2 separate regions of the Homo sapiens genome follow, and region 1 is linked to region 2. Evidence: read pairs that join two places in POLR2A ChIA-PET (ENCODE). Cell type or tissue: Panc1. All regions are shown on one strand. Each heading gives the region's core, and the rest is flanking DNA. Links, peaks and the distances in the headings are about the cores only.

What was found. Peaks named below come from ENCODE experiments on the same cell type or tissue, not always from the same donor. Only the 100,000 strongest peaks of a DNase experiment are listed, where the experiment ranks them.
Region 1: POLR2A ChIA-PET joins it to region 2 with 13 read pairs; 2 of 35 experiments call an interaction of 5 or more read pairs at or near these places.

The regions. Positions count from the first base shown.
Region 1 is chr5:5,302,668-5,308,049 of GRCh38, reverse strand. It overlaps ADAMTS16 (ADAM metallopeptidase with thrombospondin type 1 motif 16), which reads right to left. Exons shown (of 23, transcript NM_139056.4): 19 at 4,581-4,782; 20 at 4,284-4,478; 21 at 1,322-1,546. The region is part of intron 4 of LOC101929200 (a long non-coding RNA gene); the gene reads left to right. Among named protein-coding and RNA genes, the nearest start is that of ICE1, 120 kb to the left of the region's middle. In Panc1, for the core only: no CTCF peak of the experiment used is centred there; a DNase peak (open chromatin) is centred at 3,299.
Region 2 is chr5:5,232,481-5,237,862 of GRCh38, reverse strand. ADAMTS16 (ADAM metallopeptidase with thrombospondin type 1 motif 16) reads right to left here. Exons shown (of 23, transcript NM_139056.4): 12 at 5,347-5,382; 13 at 2,677-2,849; 14 at 764-894. Among named protein-coding and RNA genes, the nearest start is that of ADAMTS16-AS1, 59 kb to the right of the region's middle. In Panc1, for the core only: no CTCF peak of the experiment used is centred there; no DNase peak of the experiment used is centred there.

The DNA of each region.
Region 1 (5,382 bases), core at 327-5,326, 70 kb before region 2:
TGAGGTGGGAAGCAGAAGCACATGCATGAGGTCATTGTCATTTGCTTTTTAGCAACCAGCATTCAGCCCCCATGACAATAGGCTTCGACCGGGTCTTTGTTCTGCTGCCCTCGCCCAGGAAATGCAACCTCTGTCTGCCTCCTAGAAGTGGGGATATAGAGCAGAGGGCGCCGGGCAGGACCATGTCTAGGACCCAAGGACCCCAGTGCAGTGACTATTCTCCAAAGCCAAATGACACGTGTGGACCCCATCGAGCAGGTGAGCTTGTGCCTCTCACTAGCGCTGTGGGAGCTGACTCTGTGCCTCAGTTGCCTCATCTGTGAAATAGGGATGATAAGGTTACCCCCTTAGAGGGCTAATAGGAGAGAGAAAGGAATTGACTCAGAGCAGCGCCAGCACACAGGGCTCTCCACGGTGGCTAGCTGTTGTCCCTGCACTTATTCCTGTCCATTCCACTGTGGCACCCAGTTAGGGACCCACATGGAGATGGGCGAGACAGTGAGAGAGCACATGTAGGGGCTGTTGCCACACGCAGTCACTCCTATTCCCTTCCGCCTGCTTCCTTCCACCTCCATCTCTCCAAAAGGAGAGAATCAGAGCCAGGGCCTCTGCAGCAGGCAGAGGGCCTCTGTGTAAATTAGAAAGAGGCTCACTCTCCCAGCCAAGAGATGGGAAAAGGAGACCAGATGAAGCGCCTCTCTACCGGGCAGCCACAAGCCAGTGCACACGCTTGCAGTGTGCTGCAGAGAACCGAGTGTCAGCCTTCGGAACTCCTAAGGGGTCTGGGCCCACCCCGACCCGAAAGCAGAAATGCCAGCAGCATCGCAGGGGTGGTGGGAGGCGCGGGCACAGACGAGGAGAAACACAGGAACAAAGACCCCGAGGAAGGAACCCCCGCTCCATGGTGGGCATGAGGCTGCTAGCGACCCGATCAGGAAACAGTGAGGGCTGAGGGTGGGCTGAAAAGAACAACCACCTATTTATCCCAGGGCTCGCATTCCTTTCCTGTTCACACTCATCTCTGGGGAATTCAGCCCAGATTTTACCCAAGGCATTGCATTTCCTTATACTTAATTGGGTGACATTTAGAGGAAAACATATGTGCCCTAAAAGATTCAGCAACACTTGGAGACCATCCTCAGAAAGCCACACCCACACCCAGGAACCAGGCCACCCGCACATGCTCTGGAAAGAAAACCTCATGCAGTAGCTTGGCCAGCTTTGGGGAAAACACCCTCGCAGAAGCATCCCCGGGAGCCAGCGGCCAACCCCAGGCCAAGCTGTGCTCGCCCACTCTCCAGGAACCGAGGGCCTCCCCTACCTGAGACCAGGGTGAGGCAAACCAGCTGCCCCTCGAGGGTCCCGCAGCAGCAAATGGGGGGTGCCTGGGGCATGGAAGCGGGGCGCAGGCACGTTCCAGCTCCAGGCTGGGCTTCGGCAAATGTGAGCACTTCTTTGAGGCCAGCTCTCGATACTTTCCAGAAACATACTTTTCAGCACATTTTAAGAATCTTTTCTGTGTTCCTCTTTCACATGTCACAGAGCACTAAAAAGAAGAGAACAAAAGAAGTCAGTGAAAAAAATCTCTTTTTTTGCAAAATCTGTGGGTTAAAATATCAGAGATATCTGCTTGAACATTTATATAAGTGTGAACATTCAGTGAAAATTATTGGACCTTAGCATTTTTAAGAGACATTATAGAATCTATCATTAAAAATAAGAGGAACTTGAAGTCAGTGGCACAGCATCATGGGGCATAAGTAGGGGCAGGGCAGTCAGAAACCATGAAGGGAGTAATTCTAAAGCTACCGTTTCACTGGAAAATTAAAATGTTGGGCTGTCACTGATATCGAAGCATACTGAAACTTAATACATAAGTACATGTGGTAACTACCACGGGTCCATGGATTAACCCACGCAAATGCAGTGATGTTGGCCCCTAAAGCTGGGGCAGGTAGAAGAAACTCAGGGCTCACAATCTTCCCTAGGCATCTGAGTGCTGCCTGCGAGGAAAGGAAGCGTGCGTGGAGAGCACGTCCCTTAGCTCTCCACTAAGGCAGGCTCTAAGCTTGAGCTGCTCCAGTTGCAGACACCCTGGCTTGTGCAGAGGTGCCCTGTGCAAACGAGCAGGCCAGGCAGGAGGCTGCAGCCCCCACTTGCAGGGAGAACACACAGGAGCAAGGCACACTGTCCCACCACAGACTGGGCGCGGAGGGTCTCTGGGACAGAGGTCCCGGCCCCTGGCGTTGCTGTCTCCTGCTGGGGTAGAGCGGACGATGCTGTGCAGCTCCAGTGGACCTCTGGCTGAAGTGTCCCCAGGTTCCCCAGCAGAGGAGCCCAGGTGGCAACACCTGCCCAGGTCCTGACCTTGCACTCACATCTTTAGGCTTACAGGTGTGCTTTTTGTGCATCCTGATCGAAGATGGAGAGGACTTGGAACACTCCTCTTGGTTGCTCGCTGATCCAGGCCTAAGAGAGAAGCTCTGACGTGTGTGTGTGTGTGTGTGTATGGTGTGGGATGTGTGAGTGTGTGGTATGGGATGTGTGTGTGGTGTGGGATTGTGTGTGTGTGGTGTGGGATGTGTGTGTGTGTGGTGTGGATGTGTGTGTGTGGTGTGGGTTGTGTGTGTGGTGTGGGATGTGTGTGTGTGTGTGGTGTGGGATTGTGTGTGTGTGGTGTGGGATGTGTGTGTGGTGTGGGATGTGTGTGTGTGTGGTGTGGATGTGTGTGTGTGGTGTGGGATGTGTGTGTGTGTGGTGTGGGATGTGTGTGTGTGGTGTGGGATTGTGTGTGTGGTGTGGGATTGTGTGTGTGTGGTGTGGGATGTGTGTGTGTGGTGTGGATGTGTGTGTGTTTGGTGTGGGATGTGTGTGTGGTGTGGGATATGTGTGTGTGTGTGGTGTGGGATGTGTGTGTGTGGTGTGGGGTGTGTGTGTGGTGTGGGATGTGTGTGTGTGTGGTGTGGGATGTGTGTGTGTGTGTGTGGTGTGGGATGTGTGTGTGTGGTGTGGGATGGATGTGTGTGTGTGTGTGTGGTGTGGGATGTGTGTGTGTGTGTGGTGTAGGATGTGTGTGTGTGTGTGTGGTGTGGGATGTGTGTGCATGTATTAAATTTCAGGGCAAGGACTTTCTACCTGGACACAGCCCATAGATTATGCAGCCCACATCGCTTATTTTCTGTAGACTCTGCCTCTAGGGATATGCACCCAGGGATGTGTCTTTTCCAATGACAGTGCGTTCAGTTCTGTGGGACACTCATTCCTACCCTCCAGGTGAAAGAGGACCTGAAGTGCATTGTTAGCAATGGCAAGCTCACTTAAGCGAGCAAGGGTGTTCTTATTTTTTAGTAACAAACTGAAACAGAGTCTCAACAGGATTCAATGCCTTGCTTGGCACTTCCTACCAATCTGAACAAAGAAGCCATCGTTCGAGGGTGGAGAAAACGCAGTGCCTGATGAGATCCGGGTCCCTCCCTGAGGAGCGTGGGATCAGGGAGGAGCTTTCTTCCCACAGCTGCTGTGGCAATGCAGAGGCACAGCTCTGGGTTACGGTGATCTCTCAATACCCCGTTCAGACAGGTTCATGCTTGGCTGGTGGTGCTGTTGCCACTCTGTGGGGTGTAAGATTTCCAAAGTGCTTTTGGAACCACTTGGTCCAAAGCTGGTCATGAAACCATCAGTATTCCAAACTCATGATTCCAACGTTATTCCCATGATGAAGGGCTCCAGGACAGCTCCTGAATGGTGTAGAGGAAACGGCTTCCCAGCCTCCTGCAGCAACAGGTGATCGATTTCAACAAAACTAACAGGAGAGTTTCCTTTCGCAAATAGAACAGCTGCCCCCGGAAACTTGTCTCAGGAAATGGGTACTGTTTCTTCCCAAGCAACGCATGTTCTTCCTGCTCTTCAGGAGCCGCGCATTTCCTGGAATGTGGCTACACCTGCCCAGGAGTTAGGTGAGTCTCCAGGGCCCCGCTGTCAGTGAGATGAGTGAACCCCTATTCTCACGCTCACACCCCCTCAACCCTCTCGTCCTCTGCTCCACGCTGGACCAGTGATGATGACGTGGACGCCACTGTGTGATTTGCTCCCAGGACACGATTCAGAAGCCAAAGGAGATTAAGCAACCCCATGAAGTTGTTGGAAGCTGAGAAGGTGCAAGGAAGCCAAGAAGAGATATAAGGGGAGAAGAGAGAGAAGTGAGAAGAGAAAAACCAGGAGAGAAGAGGCAGTCCCGAGGGGAGAGCTAGTCAACCTCGCTCCCGCGAGACCAGTGCACCTACCTGGGACCAGGCGGACACCAGCCACTGCAGCTTCTTGGGCTTGTGGCAGCGCTGAAGCAGACAGGCTTCATGCATCCTGGGCTTGGGCTCGGAGGTGCAGACAGCGTCGGGCAGCAGCTGCGCTCTGGCCGAGGGGTTGGTGCTCTTACAGGCCACTGCCCGCTTCCTCCACCCCTTCCCACAGGTGTGTGAGCACTGCACAGAACAGTCAGGATAAGCACCCAGTGAGGGCCATGTGCAACACAGCAGATCATGCAGGGGCCCTGCTGCCACCCATGCCAACCCCACCCTGGTTACCTCTGCCCAGGGCCCGGCGCTCCATGCAGGTGGGCAGCTCTGAGAGTTGCAGGCCTGCCTGCTGGAGGGAGCAGGCTGAGGGCACAGGCTGGCCGGGACTGGCTCCGAGTCATAGTGCACCCGCCGTGTGCACTGCACGGGGCGGCTCTGGGCACCCCCGCCACACGTCCGACTGCAGGCACTCCAGTTCCCCACGGACCAGCTGGGCAGGGACAAAGAGACCTCGGTGAGGGATGGCTCCATCACTCTGATAGAAGCGGCCCCACATCTGATGTGGAGGCAGCGGCGCGATTTCCCAGCCACGGTCGTGTGTGTGCCGTTATTTTCAGTTCCACCTTTCCTGGGTGAGCATTCCTACCGGAGTCTCCCTGCGCCTGCTGTTTCTCACCTCCCTGATCCTGATTCATGCTCTGTCATTCTTTCCCTTCCTCTGGCTTTTGGGTTCCAGTGGACTTGGAAAGAACCCTATTCGGCACAGTGTGTCTGTTCTCTTCTTTTTTAAAAAATGCAAAATTTCAAACATATAAAAAATAAAACACCTCTGGGTTCCTGTCCACTCAGCCTTCACAATTTTCAGTGTATGCCCCCAACCCCTACAGCGTTTTGAAGGTGATTCCAGACATGAAAATATCTCAATATGCATCTCTAAAAAATAAGGATTTTTTAAAACATAACCGTAATATCACCATAACATCTAGAGCATTAATGATTCGTTAACATCCCTGAAGGGCTAGTGTTCCAATTCCCAGCTGTGTCATCAATATCATAATTTAATATGTTTGTTTGAGGATCCTAATAAAGT
Region 2 (5,382 bases), core at 209-5,208:
GCCAATCAGGGTAAGGGTAACATCAGTCACTTAAGTTCCTTTAGCCACCAACACTTCCCCAGCTTGTCTCCTGCATCCCTGTCTGCCCGCCCTCCTCAGTGAAAGTGTAGCTGCTCTATGTTGCTGAGGCCTCTGTCCGAGCTGCGAAGTGGCCCAGGCTCTCACCCACCCCTGCTTCACTGACTCTCCACACTACTGCCCACAAACCGCAACCAAATCCTGTGGCTCCACTGTTCCCAGACTCAATGCCTGCTCTATCTACATGGACACAGGATAAAAATCCCAACTCCTTATCCAGCCTTGGAGTCGGCCTTGGAGACCCTCTTCTTACCCCAACCCTTCCCACAGCATCCCCCAGTCCCCCACTTTCCCTCTGGGCGTTCTGATGACTGAATCAGTGGCTAGCAACCCATGCATCTGGCACCACCACGTCCCCTCTCTATTTTCCTGACATCCCTCTTCCAACTCACCCTTTCAGATCTAGCTTGGATGTGGATGTTCCCTTCTCCTAGGAGCCCCACGAATGTCCCAGACCCATATCTAAGACAGAACGGGCCCCTCCCTCTCCTTATGCTCTGCACACACTTCCACTGCAGCAAAGCAGCATGTCATCAATGTGTTCTTCTGGCTTTCTCCCCACTGGGCTGCAACTTAGAGGGAAAGGCTTGTCTCATATGTCCAGTCTTTCTAGCCTCTACAGGATGCTTGACACAAAGCAGACTGTCCGGAATCATTTGTTGAATGAATGAAGGATCATGATTACCTCACATATCCCATCTATACAAACATTACGGCTATCCTCCGAGCATGGAGTCCCATCTTTGACTTTATTTGACAAAGAAAAGAAGAAATCAAATCCTTCTGCGATACAGTAGAGTTTGCATAAGTCCTGATCTTAAAAAGAAATACACACACAAACACAAATAAGAAAAATACTTAAGCTCTGATCATTTTTGCTCTGAATTTTAGATAGACTTTCTTTCTTCCCCCATAAAATAACTCCCACACAATAATACATTACAATGGCATTTTTAATGGTTGCCTCATTATGTTTTGTTTTGTTTCTTTAAATTTATTTATTGCTTCAATGTTAAATTTTACTCTACAGTGTCCTTTAAGACCTTTGATTTTTATACAGTGTTTGGCACATAGTAGGCATTCAATAAATATTTGTTGGCTACAACATTAATGCTTTACTATTTCACTAGTATCATTAACTACTATCTTGTAGAAATCCAAAAAAAAAAACTGCCATTTTGTAGTAACACACAAAATTCTTACAGATAAAATGTAATAAAAGAATCAAAAACATCACTGAATTTCTTAACGCATTTGGTAAAATACATAAAAATTAAACTAATAAAAGGAATAACTTAGATGAAGTCTCGAGAACAATGTTTTCCACAAATACAATAAACTGTTTTAAAATATTGGTACCTAGAGAAATAGGAAGTTTACTTCCTTCCTAAATAATCCATTTCAAGGTTTTTGGTTTATATTTAATATGAACTTTTTTTCAAACCATTTTGCCCCTTTTGTTCTCTTCTTGGTAAAAAAAAAAGGGGAGGGACAATTAATGATGAAAATTTCATCTGTCTTAGAAATTTTTATAGGCCTGAGACTCATCTACAGATATTTTCCTTATCATTCAAGATAAGAGGCCCAACTGAATAATTCTAAGAATCAAATTTAGTGTGTGCGTCCATGATTACTGTGTGCTTCCATGATTAATGAGCTTATTCACTGAAGATTGGCAGTCAGGAGGAATACACACACATTTTTGAACCACGGTTTCAAAGTTCATTCTACCTTTCTCTCCTCCCTAGTGGCCTGTATCATACTGGCTACATTTGTACAGATTTAGGAGTAAAGGGACAACCAAACATGCTTCCGGGAAATTGCTTGTAATTTCCTTTCAGAATTTTCTAACTGCATGAACCTGACACTGTGAAAACACTGTATGCACTGAGATGATGAATGGGAATGTCAGATGGGACGTCCCACTTATGTACATCCAAAGGGCTTCTGTCATTTTTTCGGGCAATGTTCCCAGTTTCAAGCAATGAGATGATTAGGTTTTCTTTGAATTTCTCCTTAATTATGCCACTTGAGCTACTGACTTTAAGTTATTTTAATCATGAAAACAACACTTATTTCTTTCCCACTGGGGAGTAAAGTCTTATACATGCCACAAATAAACTTCTTGGTGTATAGTTATAGATCAAGACTTTCTGAACATACTATGCTTCAAAATTGTTCCATTTTCTAAAATATACTGAAATTTCTTTTTCATTCTTTGACAATTATAAGTATTCAATGGGTAACTTGCTTATAGCAACAACTACTGTAATTCTTAATTCAAAAACATACTGATTCAATTTCCATGCAGGATCTACTTTGTGTTTTTTATCACTTCTTTGATGAGTTTCATTGTATTATGCACACGCTTTCTATCTGGTGTGTTGATTTCTGACCTCACCGCTGGTGAAGTTTAGATAAGAGGTCGTGATGGTGGGGCTGGCAAAATAAAACTAACCTCCAGAAGAGAATATGCGACCCTCACCTCCCAGAGCGACGTCTGGTTTATTTGTGCACCACACTCTCAATCATGTACTTCTTTAAAAAGTAAAGGTAGTAAAGCATGAGGCTATTACCCGAAAGCAGTTTGAGATTTACCTTCTACTTGAGTGTAAGGCTTCCACTTGTAGTGCCGCCCTCTGAATCGTCTGCTGTTGTGCTCGGCACACTGAGCAGCACGGAAGTCAACACTGTCCCGGGGACATTTCTGACTGTTGCAGAGCTTCAGAGTGCGAGTGGAGCCCTCACAGAACTTCCCTCCATGCGATGGCCTGGAATGTGTATTTTGAAGTTAGAATTTTTATATTTTAGTAGCTACTAAATTCTTTAAAATTAGGCTTATTGGAGAGATGAAGCTAAGAGTGTTAGAATGGGTAATTAGGAAAAAAGTGGATTCTTTTTTTTTTTTTTTTTTTGAGATGGAGTCTCGCTCTGTCACCCAGGCTGGAGTGTAGTAGTGTGATCTCGGCTCGCTGCAACCGCTGTCTCCTGGGTTCAAGTGATTCTCCTGCCTCAGCCTCTCGAGTAGCTGGGACTATAGGCACACGCCACCACACCCAGCTAATTTTTGTATTTTTAGTAAAGACGAGGTTTCACCATGTTGGCTAGGATGGTCTTGATCTCTTGACCCTGTTGTCCGTGCACCTCAACCTCCCAAAGTACTGGGATTACAGGTAGAAGCCACCACGCCCAGCTGGAAAAGTGGATTTCTAAGTGGTCTAGAACACATTCTTACACACGAATGGTAAGGTTGCACTCCCTTTTCTATTGAGTGAATCCTTTACAAGAGCAGCAGGGCAGGCTGGCCTGTCTTTGCTCCTCTCTGGGCCCAGTGCCTCTGCAGTGGTGAGGCAGGGTGGGCAGGGCTGTCCTCACCCTGCACAGGGAGGGGCTGATTGAGGAGGACCACACTTTCCCAGGATAGCACATTTGAGAGAATGTGGAACTCAGAGGGAAGTTCAATGACTTTGCTTTCAAGACCAAAATTTCTTTCCACCACCAGTCTTCTGGTGACAAGGCCAGGACCCAAAGACCAAGACTAAAGAACCAGTCACCTTTGCTGGTTGGCACTGACAGCTCACCCCAGAGAATTTGCATGTACACACTGGTAATGCGGGCAGCGCAAGGGGTACAGCGTGGCGTAGGGGGTGAGGTGAGCTCATGCTTTAAAGATGGGACTGAAACAACAAGCCAAGTGACACATCTTAAACAAGCTTAAGGGCAAAGGGAGATGTGAAAAACACCAGTCAGAATGGCTACTATTAAAATGCTAAAAGATAACAGGTGCTGGCGAGGTTATGGAGGAAAAGGAACACTTATACACTTTGGTAGGAGTGTAAGTTAATTCAACCATTGTGGAAGACAGTGTGGCAATTACTCAAAAACCTACAAAAAGAAATATCATTTGACCCAGCAATCCCATTACTGAGTATATATCCAAAGGAATATAAATCATTCTACCATAAAGACACACGCACATGAATGTTCATTGTGCAGCACCTTCACAATAGCGAAGACATGGAGTCAACCTAAACGCCCATCAATGTTAGACCAGATAATGAAAATGTGGTACATACACACCATGGAATACCATGCAGCCATAAAAAAGGAAGAGATCATGTTGTTTGCAGGAACATGGATGGAGCCTGGAGACCTTTATCCTTAATAAGCTAACGCAGGGACAGAAAACCAAATACCGCATGTTCTCACTTATAAGTGAGAGCTGAATGATGAGAACACATGGACATATAAAGGGAAACAATACACACTGTGGCCTGTTGGAAGGTGGAGGGTGGGAGGAAGGAGAGGACTGCAAAAAATAACTAATGAATACTAGGTTTAATACCTGGGCGATGAAATAATCTGCACAACACACACCCGTGACACAAGTTTGCTTATGTAACAAACCTATACTCTACCCCTGAACTTGAAATAAAAGTTAAATTTAAAAAATTAAAAATTAAAGCCTCTTCACTTCCGCACACTGGTGATGCTTCTCACATTCATTCTTACTTCTTACAGAAGCTGGCAGTTAAACCTCCTGTTGTGAAGGTAAATATATTTGATGGAAAACCCCCAAATTTGCTTTTTTCCACGTAAAACCATTGTTCTTACTGATCTTATTTATTTGTATTCTATACACTTTTCTTATGATTTATTTATTTGTTTTAAGCAGATCCTTGGTATGTCAAGTAAATGTGGTTAAAATTCAATTCCTGAATATCACTGTTGCTGCTGTTATTTTTTTGCTGTGGTCAGGTAGTTATAAGCATCTTAAGTTATAGCACAGAGAGGTAATTAAGAAATGCTTGAGTGAAATACCTTTCCTATTCAGTGCTTCTTACGATTATATGTACAGTACAGGCTTGCTATTAAGAGCTGAGGCCGGGCGCGATGGCTCATACCTGTAATCCCAGCACTTTGGGAGGTCACGGCGGGTGGATTACCTAAGGTCAGGAGTTCGAGACCAGCCTGACCAACATGGTAAAACCGTGTCTCTACTAGAAATACAAAAATTAGGAGGGCGTGGTGGTGGCACCTATAGTCCCAGCTACTTGGGAGGCTGAGGCAGGAGAATAGCTTGAATCCGGGAGGCGGAGGTTGCAGTGAGCCAAGATCACACCACTGCACTCCAGCCTGGGTGACAGAGCGAGACTCCATCTCAAAAAAAAAAAAAAAAAAAAAGAGCTGAGACACAGGCATACTGCTTGGAGGGTTCATGGCATGGAAATCAGTCGTTTGTGAGGAAGGAGGTCAAGGCATACTTACTTGGGGTTGGTGCAGAGGCGACTCCTATGAGATACT